Regions from separate parts of the Homo sapiens genome. Here all the other regions are linked to region 2. Evidence: chromatin contacts called from ENCODE Hi-C or POLR2A ChIA-PET data. All regions are on one chromosome and are shown on one strand. Each heading gives the region's core, a stretch centred on a gene start or an enhancer-like site at or near the end of the contact. The rest is flanking DNA. Distances are from core to core; before and after follow the strand shown.

Region 1 (4,132 bases), core at 1,584-4,083, 370 kb after region 2:
GTCACTGTCACATAGGGGTTAGGAATTCAACCTATGAATTTGGGAGGGACATATTTAATGCATAACAACTGTGTGTCTTGAACTCCTGGCTTAGAAGGGCTGGCAGTCATGTCAGCAAATCTGAACCCAGGCACAGAGGAGCAGCATTTATTTTTATTATACCAGGGAGATGCAGGGAGTTCTGGCCCAAGAGGAGCCAGGCTGATTAGTGTAGTTCTTAATAATACTAGGGGGCACCATATTAGATTCTGAGCCAAGTGGTGCCAAGAGATTGAGTTTAGCTAAAGGGTCAAGAAAAAGAAGTGAGATCCAGCTTTGAGGTCTGGCTGAGGACACATAGAGATCAGGCCCTGGCTTACTTCCTCACTGAGACCCTCTAAGAAATCCCACAGTGGAAGGCTACAAAGCCTAGAGGGACCCATCCCAAGGATAGTGAAGCCCCAGAATGTAGCAGACATCATGAGACACGAAGGGTAGATATGAGTAATATTGTTATTTGCTCATTATCTAGGCAGGGCTACAGTCAAACAGACCACTCACCCCTAATAGGCAACTGAAGTGGTTTAGCCGTCAGATCCAAAGAGCTGGAAATTTTCCCTTCTTTTCCAATCCCCTGTCCCTCGCCTTCCCTGTCTGCTTTCTCCATCTTTTTCCTTCTCTTCTTCCCCCTACTTCTCCTCTTCTCATGCTTTTTCTTCTTCTCCTTCTTCTAGAATATATTAGCAGAATAGAAGACTTTATTTTCTTCCAGGCCTTAACTAAATGAATAGATTCTTTTTATACAGTAGTGAATAAAACATTCAAAATGCCAAGAGATAGTTATTAGTCAAGTTTCTGAATAAAGTTGCTTCATTTTCTACTCAAGAAAAACTGAGGTAACAGATATTACCTGTACTGGTTTCTCAGCCCTGACAGGTGAGATCTTACTTTATGTATTTCAAGAATGAACAAAAACCCTTCTTAGGAAGGAGATACTCAAAGAGAGTCATCCATGGTCAGACTCTGCAACACAACCTGGTCACTTTTTCTTTCCCCTTGAGGTGAGCTGTCTCTTTATAAGCAAAATGGATAACTGAAAATGAGGACTTCATGCCCTACTTTCCTGTTCTCATCTTGGGCAATGACAGGCCAGCTTCCTTTACTCTCTGTCAGATTTACAAAGTCACACGCATGGAAGGTCAATTACCCAACAAAAAGGAAGCTATAAAGCATCTTACGCTTTTGTTCTCTTTCTCTTGATTTAATTTATGTAAGTTAGCTTGTGGGAATAGACCAGGTTAAGCTTACCACATCAGTCTTCCTGAAGAGTGAGCACTCACAGCATGTGTCCACAGGTTGCCCAGGGTGGGACAGTCTCTGTGTGCCTTATGGGATTAGGCAGGGGTCTCTTTGAATGGAACACAAGAGCCCATTCTGAAAATGAAATCTCACATAGGATCTCAATGTGAAGAGCAGATGGGGATGCTGTATCCAGAGAGAGGAGAGAGATGACTTTAGGGAGAGGTGGTGTACCCTCTGAGAGGCACACTTTGAGAACTACTTTCTCTGCGCAAGTTTTCATCAGCAGACTCACTTATTGGATTCTATCCAGGATGGTGGAACGAGAGGAGAGCCTAGATGTTATAGGACAGATTTTAGCTCAGTGTAGAAAACAAAAGAAACAAATAGAAACATCCTTGTTCAGAGCCATGTAACAACATAGTAGTTTCTTTCACAAAGCAGCAAAATTCCTGACACTATAGCATTGAAGAAGGGGTGGTTGACACTCTTTAGAGATAGAAGTATAGAACTTTCCTCATCAGGTGAGACTGGTTCAGATGGCATCTGGCTGTTCATTATAATATTCATAAGTTTTCTGGTGATATTTGACATCTTAGCAGTGTGCAGAGCCCACAGGCAGCTGAAATATAATGAATTGCTTGAGGAAAATATTGAGTGTATAGAGTATACGATTATAGGAATTATGACTATAGATGCCAGTTCTGGCCAACTTACCAATACCAACACACAAAGGCTGCTGGCTGTCAGTGAGGGCCACCTCAGCTTTTCAGCATTAACATTTTAGGTCAGTCCAATTTTTATATATTCAGTAAGAGCAAGGGTGAGAAGAAGAGTACTCCTAGGTACTCATACTTGGTATGCAACATTGGTATGGGAAACAGTCACAGAAAGAAGCATTTAAATACAGGGAGTAGATCCCAAAGCTTCTGTGGCCAGAAGTCTGTACCATTGTTCTGTCCTCCCACATTTGAAAGTTGGTTATTTACTATATGTAAATAACCAAAATGATCCTTGGCACAGAGTAGACTCATAGACCCTGGGGTGCCCACTTGACCACTGCAACGGTGCTGGATGTGTGGTCCAAAGCATGGCTTTCACAGCCAAACACACCACTGTGCCTGTGTGTGTATGTGAATGTGGGCAGGAAACATGGCATTTCTAGATAACCACTCGTGCATGTTCCTTTTTAGCGTCAGATACAAGTATTTATAATTTAATTTGAGGAAAAAGCTTAATACAACTTCAGAAATGAAAGTGAGAGTCAATTTCATGTGTTAGAAAATGAAAGAAGGCCTGTTTCCATTTTGCGGCAGTTTTTCTCTTTTTTTTTTCTCTCAACCCTTTAACTTTGGAATGAAGCAATTCAAATTATGTTCCCTAATGGTCTTTGGCATGAATTTTACAAATTGAAGAAACAGAGCAAAACAGAAGAGAGAAGCTACCATTGGTATAATGGATTTCATTTTTCTTCTTTCTTTTTTAGTCTGTTGTTTTTGAAGTGGATTCCCACAGGTATAGAATTTCCTTCATGAAAGTTGAAATGAAACTGAAGAGCTCTTCATAGAGAGAAGGCCGTGTGATACCAAACATGCTTTCTATTTCATCTCCATGATGAGAATGGATTTTTGGTGATATCGCTCTGAGGAATTTGGCTCAGGTCCGACTTACAGTGGGTCCAGCAGGTACCTGGACACATCCTATGGTCATATCCCCGGTGCCAGAATGCGTAATTGACATAGACATATTTAGCAGCTGGCAGAAGCCCCACATTGGCTGACTGGTAGAGTTAGGGCTACTATGGTGGGAGAGGCCAAATGGAAGCCATTGGGGCTGCCTCTACCTAGAAAAATAGTACGTCAAATACAATATCGCATCCATAAGGGATTGCGGAGATTAGCGCCACCTTTAAGGACTTGAAAGACTCAGGGGTGGTGATTCACACCACATCCCCATTCAACTCTGCCATTTGGCCTGTGCAAAAAACAAATGGATCTTGGAGAATGATAGTGGATTTATCATAAGCTTAACCAAGTGGTGACTCCAATTGCAGCTGCTGTACCAGATATGGTTTCATTGCTTGGGCAAATTTACATATCTCCTGGTAGCTGGTAGGCAGCCATTGACTTAGCAAATGCCTTTTTCTCCATTCCTGTCCATAAGCATAAGCAATGTGCCTTCAGCTGGCAAGGCCAGCAATATACCTTTACTGTCCTGCCTCAGGTGTATATCAACTCTTTTTGTGTCATAATCTTATTCGGAGAGACCTTGAGCACTTTTCACTTCTGCAGGATATCACACTGGTCCATTACATTGATGACATTATGCTGATTAGATCCAGTGAGCAAGAAGTAGCAAATACATTGGACTTATTGGTGAGACATTTGTGTGCCAGAGGATGGGAAATAAATCCAACTAAAATTCAGGGACTTTCTACCTCAGTAAAATTTCTAGGGGTCCAGTGGTGTGGGGCCTGCAGAGATGTTCCTTCTGAGGTGAAAGATAAGTTGCTGCATTTGGCCCCTCCTATAACCAAGAAAGAGGCACAACAACTAGTGGGCCTATTTGGATATTGGAGGCAACACATTCCTCATTTGGGTGTGTTATTCCAGCCCATTTATCAACTGACCCAAAAGGCTGCCAGTTTTGAGTGGGGTCCAGAACAACAGAAGGCTCTGCAACAGGTCCAGGCTGCTGTGCAAGCTGCTCTGCCACTTGGGCCATATGACCCAGCAAATCCAGTGATGCTTGAAGTGTGAGTGGCAGATAGGGATCCTGTTTGGAGTCTTTGGCAGGCCCTCATAGGTGAATCATAGCAGAAGCCTCTAGGATTTTGGAGCAAGGCTCTGCCATC
Region 2 (4,633 bases), core at 672-3,171:
TGCACAGCAAAGGAAATAATAAACAGAATGAAGAGACAACCTACAGAGTAAGAGAAAATATTTGCAAGTCAAACATCTGATAAGGAGTTAATATCCAAAATATACAAATAATGCAAACAACTCAATGATAAGAAAACAAATAATCTGATTTAAAAATGGGCAAAGAATCTAAAGACAAATTTCTCAAAAGACAAAGAGCCAACAGGTATATGAAAAAATGCCCAAGATCATTAGTAATTAGGGAAATACAATTTAAAACCACAATGAATTTTCATTTCACACCTGTTAAAATAGCAACTATCAATATGACAAAAAGTAACAAGTTTGGCAAGGAGATGGAGAAAAGAAAGCCCTTATATATTGCATATATTGCTGGTGAGAATGTAAATTAGAATAACCATTATGGAAAACAGTGTGAATGTTTTTGAAAAAATTAAAAATGAAACTATCATAAGACCTAACAATCTCATTTCTGAGTATATTTCCACTGAAAATAAAGTGAGTATATAAAGGGTATCTGCACTTCCAGATTCCTTGCAGCATTTATGGTAGCCAATATTTGGAATCAAATACACACACACACACACATACACAAACACATACACATACACATACACAAGGAGTCTTCAAAAAGTTCATGAAAAATGTATATTATGAAAAAACTATACATGGACTTCAAAATTGTTTGCATCAAAATATTTTTGCACCAAAATAAACTTGTATTAACATGTTTTTATTTTTCTATTTTCATTTCTTTGAGACTAAGTCTCTCTCACTGTCATCCGGGCTGCAGTACAGTGGCATGATCACGGCTCACTGCAGCCTAAACTATCCAGGTTCAGGTGATCCTCCCACCTCGGCCTCCCAAGTAGCTAGGACTACATACATGCACTACCAGGCCTGGCTTATTTTTGTATTTTTTTATAGACATGGGGTTTAGCAATGTTACCCAGGCTGGTCTCGGACTCCTGGGCTCAAGTGATCCACCCACCTTGGTCCTACAAAGTGCTGGGATTACTGGTGTGAACCACCGCACCCAGCTAATATTACCATATTATAACAGGATCTAGTTTGGAGTACTAACAAGAATAAGACATCAATTTGAAAAAAGCTCTTATCAGAACATTATGAATTTTACTAAAGTTGAAGTAAGAGAAATCACCAAATTTATAGTGAATCTTGGGTGGAAGAATGGTGAAATCACTGATGCTTTACAAAAAGTTTATGGGGAAAATGACTGAAAGAAATTAGTAGCTTACAAATGGATAGCTTGATTTAAGAAAAAAAAAAATGAGATGATGTCAAAAATGAAGACTGCAGTGGCAGACCAATTAGGAATACAACATAGTTTTAATCATACAAATGGGCCAAAGGCAAGTAGATATTACTCTTTTCTTGCAATGGGTGACAGTTTGGTTGGACACTGAACTGAGCCCCAAATTTTCTGCCAGTTAGAACACAAAGAATAACATGTTGAACCACATTCTTTTCATTATCTAACAAACAAAAGTACACAGATTTGTCTCTACAGTCTTTGTTACTTCCTGGAACTAAACTCAAGCAGGAATTTATGACATGAAAACACGCAGAAGGCACATCAGAACACATCGCTTCAATTATGTGATTAGAAAACACAAAAATTCCATTCAGACCACCCTTTATAAAAACAGCAAGCATAAGGTTAAAGCAAAATTTAACGAAAGCAGTTGGTTGGGGAAAATAAGACAAGGGGGTCTAAAGACTGACATTCACAGGATCTGAATTAAGATAGGGGATCATTTTAAATAGTGAGATATTGAACTTATCAGTTAGATTCTTTCAAATGTCAGATTCCTTAGGTTACACTGGCAGAGGCTAAATTTTTGTCAGTTCATGATTAAATCTCACAAGAAACTGCAGTATAAATATTCTGAGTTGTCAGTTAAAATGAAACTTCCTTGCTTTAGTTATTAGTCAGGACCTGTCACTTTTGTCAACCACATTTGTTCTCATCACAAACAAGTGGTCTTACTGCAGGAAAGATGCCAGCCTAAGAAAACTGTTTTTCTTATGATTGGCCCTGTACAGGTTCTCAGAGAAGACTCTATCATCTATAACTTCTAATGTAGGGAAAAAGAATGTACTCTAAAAGAATTGTCTTTGAAGCATAAATTATTTGTGTTTGATTTTTTTTGTGTGTGATTGGTTATTCTTATCCATAGAAGGGCTTTAATGTAATGTCTCTTAAAGTTGAAATATTAAAAATTTTACCTTTTAATATTTATAATTATGTGAGAACATTTGACCTCACCAAAATATGTTACGATACTGATTCTGAGTAGATGATAAATAGGTCATATTTACCCTCTCTAAGTAGAGGGTAAATAGGTCATATTTCCCCTCTCTAAGTAGAAGGTAAATAGGTCATATTTCTCTGACTGTCTATTGAAAATATTTTTAGTGGAACCAAAATTTGAATTCACACAAACCAGTAATACTGAGAATTGACACATTGTCACTGAGAAGTGACAGAATGGAAAGGTGGCCTGTGTGGGAAGAACAAAACCACTGTTTTATTAGGATCACAACTTTTTCGAGAAGGATAAAGGGGCATTACTTTATTTTACAAGGTTCCCAGATCCCAGTTAGCCTTGTATCTGTTTAATTTTGATGAATTATTAAGCAAACATTTTTAAGTGAATTAATTATTAAAAACTATTCATTTTCATTTAGCCATAAATGTAAAATTGTCATTAAAATTTTTGGGTCATTTTAACTATTTTAAGCTGTACTTTCTTTAATGCTGCTTACTATCTTAAAAACAAATCAATAAATGTCTCCATTTTAATGTAAAAAAGATTAAATATTAATAATAACACCAACCCAAAGACATCATTAGCATAAGTGAGCTGAAAAATGCACCCTTATATAACTACCTAAGCTCTACCTATTAGTTGGGTTAATCTTGATTAAATATTGATGAGTATACAACAGATTATTTCAACTTATATTAATATTTAATTGATGCTGAGTTTTTTCTTTATGTAAAAATTAGCTGTAATCTTTCTTTTAAGATCTTTTCTGATAAAAATAGTAAAATGAATAATCTAGAACTATGAGAATGTTTTCATTTTGTATACAATATAATAGAACCTGCACCAAGAACTCCTAACAAGTGCCCAAATACAATAGCTATCCACTAAACATGAATGAAATGAACAGTATTGTGATAAAGTTTGTCTACATTTTACTTAAGGAATATATCTGTTAGATTTCCACTCTGGCCACAAGGTAGTAATTCAAATCAGCTTGCTTCCCACCAAAACCAACTAAAAATTTAGACAAAATTATACCAAATAATCCTACAGATATTAGAAAACATACAAGGTAGGAATGTTATTCCTGAGAGAAGAAAAAAGAATGAGGTTTTTGCCTGGTGGCACTTTCTGACTGCAGTTCAGAGAGGGGTTATTCCAAATGAAGCACAGTAGGCTTTTCCAGTTCATGGTAAATACAAAGTCTAATAGCTGAATCACTATTTCATGCCAACAGTTAAATTTTTAACTTTTAATATAATCTAATGGGAATCTAAATTCTTCAGATGATGTGTTGTGGCAGAAGAATTTGAACTTGGTAAGACTTTCAAATACAAATAAGTTTACAAGTAGAAAATCTATTAGAGACAACAAATCATTTTTTAAAATAAAGCAATTGATCAGTTCAGCACAAATAGAAATAACATTTTAAAATTCTCAAATAAATCTTTTATTTTAACAAACTGGACATCAAGAACTTAGCAAAGTGGAAATAGAAAGTAATTATGGAGCATGATAAAGAACATCTAAACCCACTAGTTAATAGTATACCAATAATAAAGCACTAGAGGTCTTCTCATTAAAAGCAATAATAAAATACAAATGCTTCTATCACATTTGTTACTTAATGTTATTCTAGGATGAATAAGATGTCTGATGATAGGAAATTGGTTAAAAATGCATGTATTTGTATATATATGAAATAACTATCTAAAATTGTGTTTTAAATAATTAAAAAGGAAATATCTGCATGACTTTTTAATATTTCACGATATTCCATTTTAAAAATGCAATATCATGTATCTTATTGTTCTATTGTTCAGCATTTCTAGAACATAAAAGGTTAAGGATAAAAAATAAAATACAGAAAATTTTAACAGTGATTATTTCTTAGTATGTTTTTCAAAATAAGCATAAATTATTTTTATGATTACATGATTACATTTTATTTTTAAAAAGAAAAATACCTACATCTGTGTAAATACTCATATAAAAATATAAAATATAGAAGACTATGCAACAAATTGTTAATATTGGTTATATTTTGAGTTGGTGGCATGGAAGTGTATGGATGGGAACAGAGATCTCTACATTATTTGAATTGTCATAGGAACATGTGAAAAACATGATAAAATAAATTCATTCAAAGAACTATCATAAATAAAATAGAAGAGAAATAATGACACACCATTTGCAAAATATGATGTACTGCATTTTTAAGCTGTAGTTAGCAGAGATAATAATAAAGATGCAATATGCGAACAAAACTATAAAAATGGCAAAATCAATATCACACTGAATGGTCAAATGCTGGAAGCATTCCCCTTGAAAACTGGCAG
Region 3 (4,055 bases), core at 1,210-3,709, 270 kb after region 2:
AAAAAGCAAGCTGTTCTACAACACAATTGGACCAGTCACATTAGCAAGTTAATATCATTAAGATTGAAAAAAGAGGAAGGGAGGAAAAGGGAGTGTTCTAAATTAAAACATACAGGAGACATCACAAATAAATGCAATGTGTGTCCCTCATGAGGATCCTGATTCTAATAACTATAATTGTAGAAGAGATTTTTGAATAACATAGAAAATTTGACTATGAGCTCAGTAGAGAGAATAAGGCAATTATTATTATATTTTTAATTGTGATAATAGAATTATAGTTATTTGGAAAACTGTCCTTATTTTTAAAGAGATGGTCTCTGAAGAATTTAGAGATAAAATGTCATGATGTCCATAATTTATTTTTTAAAACTTCAGAAAAAATAGATGAAGCAAATATGGTAAAAGTTTTAATAACTATAAATCTAACTGGTAGATACACAGGAGTTTTTTGTAGTATTCCCTCTACTTTTTATATGTTTTAAATTTTAATAATATAAACAAAACAAGCTACTAATTTTTTTAAAGTTGTTTCTGTTGCATCCTTTTTAAACTTTACTTATTCAAAGCAAAATAATATTTATTGCATTTAATTGTCTTCCTGTTTGATAAATCCTAATGAATAACTTTTGATCTTCCATTTATTCCTATTTTTTAATTGTTTTCAAAAAAGCAGGTATCTGGGCCTTAATTCAATAACTTTTGTAGAACACTTAGGAATATATTTTTTTCCACTCCACTGAAATCTAGATAAAAATACTATATGAATTTTATTTTAAAAAACGTTTTAAAGCAAATACGATCTGATCAAATGTGTTTGGGATTTCAAATGCATGACTTCCTTGATTTTTTTGAGCTCATTATTTACATAAAAATATTCAGAGTTATTTTCAGGGTAATTGTGATTGAAAATATAATAATAATTATTGCTATTGCAAAATTTGTATATGAAATTTTCATTTGGGCCTAGTCATGGTGACTTTTATGTAACATATCAAAACATTTTGTATTTTTTTGATATCAAATGTGAACAGTCTCTCAAATAAAATGAGACTTATAACTAGTTGCATTTAAGTACTCCTGTTGACATAAGCTACAACAGGTGTGGAGAAAGGAAAGGAGCGAGGTGAGGAGCAGGGGCGTGGAAAATTCTCCAATGCAGCAGAGAAGAAAACAGTTTAGGTCACAGCATTTTGATCTTGCATGTGATACAACCACTCAGCTAGAAAGAATGAAGTGATCACACTGATATTCAGAGTTTGTGTCTAAACACCATAATCTTTAAGATTCGGAGTGCTTCTTTTATTAAAGTCCCAAATACGTGCCTTATCCCTCTATCTATATATCTTTCTATCTATCTATCTATCTATCTATCTATCTATCTATCTATCATCTATCTCTCTATCTGTCTAGATAGGCCTTATGCCTATATCATCAACCTATTAGATAGATTAGGTAGATAGACATAGATAGATATAGGAATCATAGATAGATATATAGGTAGATAGATACATATCTAGATAGGTGATAGATGGATGGATGGATAGATAGATAGACAGATAGATAGACAGATAGAGATACATTTCCACAATTTCCTCATGGATATAATATCAGAATAAGAGGAATAAAAGTTGATAAAGGCTGGGCATGGTAAATCACGACTGTAATTCCAGCACTTTGGGAGGCTGACACAGGTAGAGCACTTGAGGCCAAGAGTTCGAGACCAGCCTGGGTAACATGGAGAAACCTCGTCTCTACGTAAAACACAAAAATTAGCCTGGTGTGGTGGTACGAGCTACTTGGGAGACTGAGGCACAAGAATCACTTTAACCCAGGAAATGGAGGTTGCAGTGAGCCGAGATCACACCACTGCACTCCAGCCTGGGTACAGAGTGAGACTCTGTCAAAAAAAAAAAAAAAGTTGTTAAGAAGTTGGGGGACACTCAGTAGTACCTGAGGGCATACTGCCTGGACCATTGTTGACATGGAACGATGAAGCATGGAATGAGTTACAAGTCACACAGGCCATTCAACCAGCTCTCAGACCCTGCTGTTGGGCCCAAAACTGGACCCAGCACCACTCTGCCCATCTCCTGTTGCTGAGCCTCTGTGGTGTTAATGAATGGAGTACTGGGTTTAGCCACTAACATCTTACTGGTGGAAAGGGAAGCAGCAGTACTAAAAACTGTCAGTCCTTTATTCTTCATGTCTATTGGAGAAGCCTGCCTACACACACATGCTCATGCATGCACATGCACGCACACACACACACACACACACACACACACACACCCTGGGAGCATTCCGTAAACACAGGAAAAATGACATGGGCTCCAGAGAGCAATATTTCTGGCAAATCCAGATGGTGGTGATGTAAAACAACACAATGATGTTCACTATTACTCTCAGCTGTGAAAATTTACGTGGCAGTACCACTTCTCACTTTCACTCCATTTCCCCTTTCCCACTTCCCCATTTAGCATCTGTAAGTTACTCAGTCTCATTTTATAAAGATACATTCATTCTCTCAGCAAATATTTACTGAGTTTCTATCACATGCTAGGGACCAGGAGTTTGGTGATCAGCAAGAGAAAGACCCTGTTGGCTCTCCAGAAGCATACCTTCTAGTTAGGGAGACAAATATAATTTAGTAATTTAGCATCACTTCAGAGACGGAAAAATCAGTCTGGAAAAAAAAAAAACAGAAAAGGGACTCAGCAGAACTGAAAAAAGATCAAGGATATTTAATATAAGGTGGTTAGAGAAGCCCTGCTGAGGAAAGGACATTTAAGCAATATGGGAATGATAAGGAATCAATCCAGTGAAGATCTAAGAGGAGAGAATTCTAAGCAGAGGGAACAGCAAAGTTTCTGAGCAAGATAGCTTGCCAGATTGCAGGACCAGATTTTGTAGCCTAATTATAGTTAATAAAGATATAAGTGATAGAATAAGAGGACTCAGAGCAAGTCTCATAGGCCATAGTCAGGAGTTTAGATTTTATTCTAAATGGGTTATGTAACCATTGGAGATTTTAAGAAGTTGGATTAAAATGACCATGTTGACTCTTCTATAGAGAATAGGCTTTCATGATGCAAGAGTGGACATAAGAAGTGGAAAACAGGTTTTGCTATACTTAGACGAGAGATAACAGGTGGGAGGATAGTTGAGAAGATGGTGAGAAGTCACAGGATTTGGAATGTATTTCGCATATAGGATTGACAGAATTTTTGCCTATGGATTCAACTTATAAAAGGGCTGGCAAGGAAAAAAAGAAAAATCAAAGATAACACCAAGTCTTTGAATTTCACTTATAAATCTTCCTAATGGGAATCTGATAAGAATGTCATTGGTGTAAAATACATGTACTATGTCATTAGTGATACAAATAAATGTATATTTGTTGAATGAATGAAGGAGGAAAGATTATTTTCACGCTGCTTTCTTGTATAAATAGCTGATATTAAGCATGGCTTTGTCTGCATTATGTTTTTTTTAAGTGAACAATATATCCCAAAGATTGCTACACAGAAGTACACACAGGTATTCCTCCTTTCCTTAAACAATTGAACAGGATTTTTTGTATGAATATAATATAGTTCTGTCAATCAGTCCCAGTTGATGGACATTGCCATTTTTTCCTAGTCATTTACTGCACATAATCTTGCAATAAATAGCATGTACATGTCTTTTAACTTTTTACCTGTGAATCTTTGAGGTAGATTCTTAGAAGTGAGATTGCTGGGTTACCTAAGAACCCAAGATAAAGAACAGCAATAGACCAGGGCAGGTGGCTTACATCTGAAATCCCAGAACTTTGGAAGGCTGAGGTGGGGGATCAATTGGGGCTAGGAGTTTGAGACCTAACTGCACAACATTGCAAGATCCTGTCTCTAAAAAAAAAAAAAAAAAAAAATTTTTTTTTATACTTTAAGTTCTAGGGTACATATACACAACGTGCAGGTTTGTTACATATGTATACATGTGCCATGTTGGTGTGCTGCACCCATTAACTCGTCATTTACATTAGGTATAGCCCCTAATGCTGTCCCTCCCCA

Evidence for each region. Hi-C counts contacts between places; a loop is a spot of excess contacts on that map. ChIA-PET counts read pairs that join two places held with the same protein, here RNA polymerase II (POLR2A). Pooled maps may share reads with other maps.
Region 1: a pooled map shows a loop between it and region 2 (4-fold over the local background). The contact joins two enhancer-like sites. A Hi-C loop is called at or near these places in 1 of 37 single-sample maps with no recorded cell type and 2 of 50 pooled maps. POLR2A ChIA-PET finds 5 or more read pairs at or near these places in 1 of 52 experiments (activated CD4-positive, alpha-beta T cell).
Region 3: a loop to region 2 is called in a map with no recorded cell type, with 8 times the contacts of the local background. The contact joins two enhancer-like sites. A Hi-C loop is called at or near these places in 16 of 37 single-sample maps with no recorded cell type and 4 of 50 pooled maps.

Annotation. Positions count from the first base shown.
Region 1 is chr3:143,923,417-143,927,548 of GRCh38, reverse strand. No RefSeq gene overlaps it. Among named protein-coding and RNA genes, the nearest start is that of DIPK2A, 46 kb to the left of the region's middle. Within about 2 kb of position 2,833, at least 2 of the 41 ENCODE cell types and tissues checked have a DNase peak (open chromatin) inside an H3K27ac peak, as active enhancers do.
Region 2 is chr3:144,292,684-144,297,316 of GRCh38, reverse strand. The region is part of intron 2 of LOC105374140 (a long non-coding RNA gene); the gene reads right to left. Among named protein-coding and RNA genes, the nearest start is that of DIPK2A, 320 kb to the right of the region's middle. Within about 2 kb of position 1,921, at least 2 of the 41 ENCODE cell types and tissues checked have a DNase peak (open chromatin) inside an H3K27ac peak, as active enhancers do.
Region 3 is chr3:144,027,320-144,031,374 of GRCh38, reverse strand. No RefSeq gene overlaps it. Among named protein-coding and RNA genes, the nearest start is that of DIPK2A, 58 kb to the right of the region's middle. Within about 2 kb of position 2,459, at least 3 of the 41 ENCODE cell types and tissues checked have a DNase peak (open chromatin) inside an H3K27ac peak, as active enhancers do.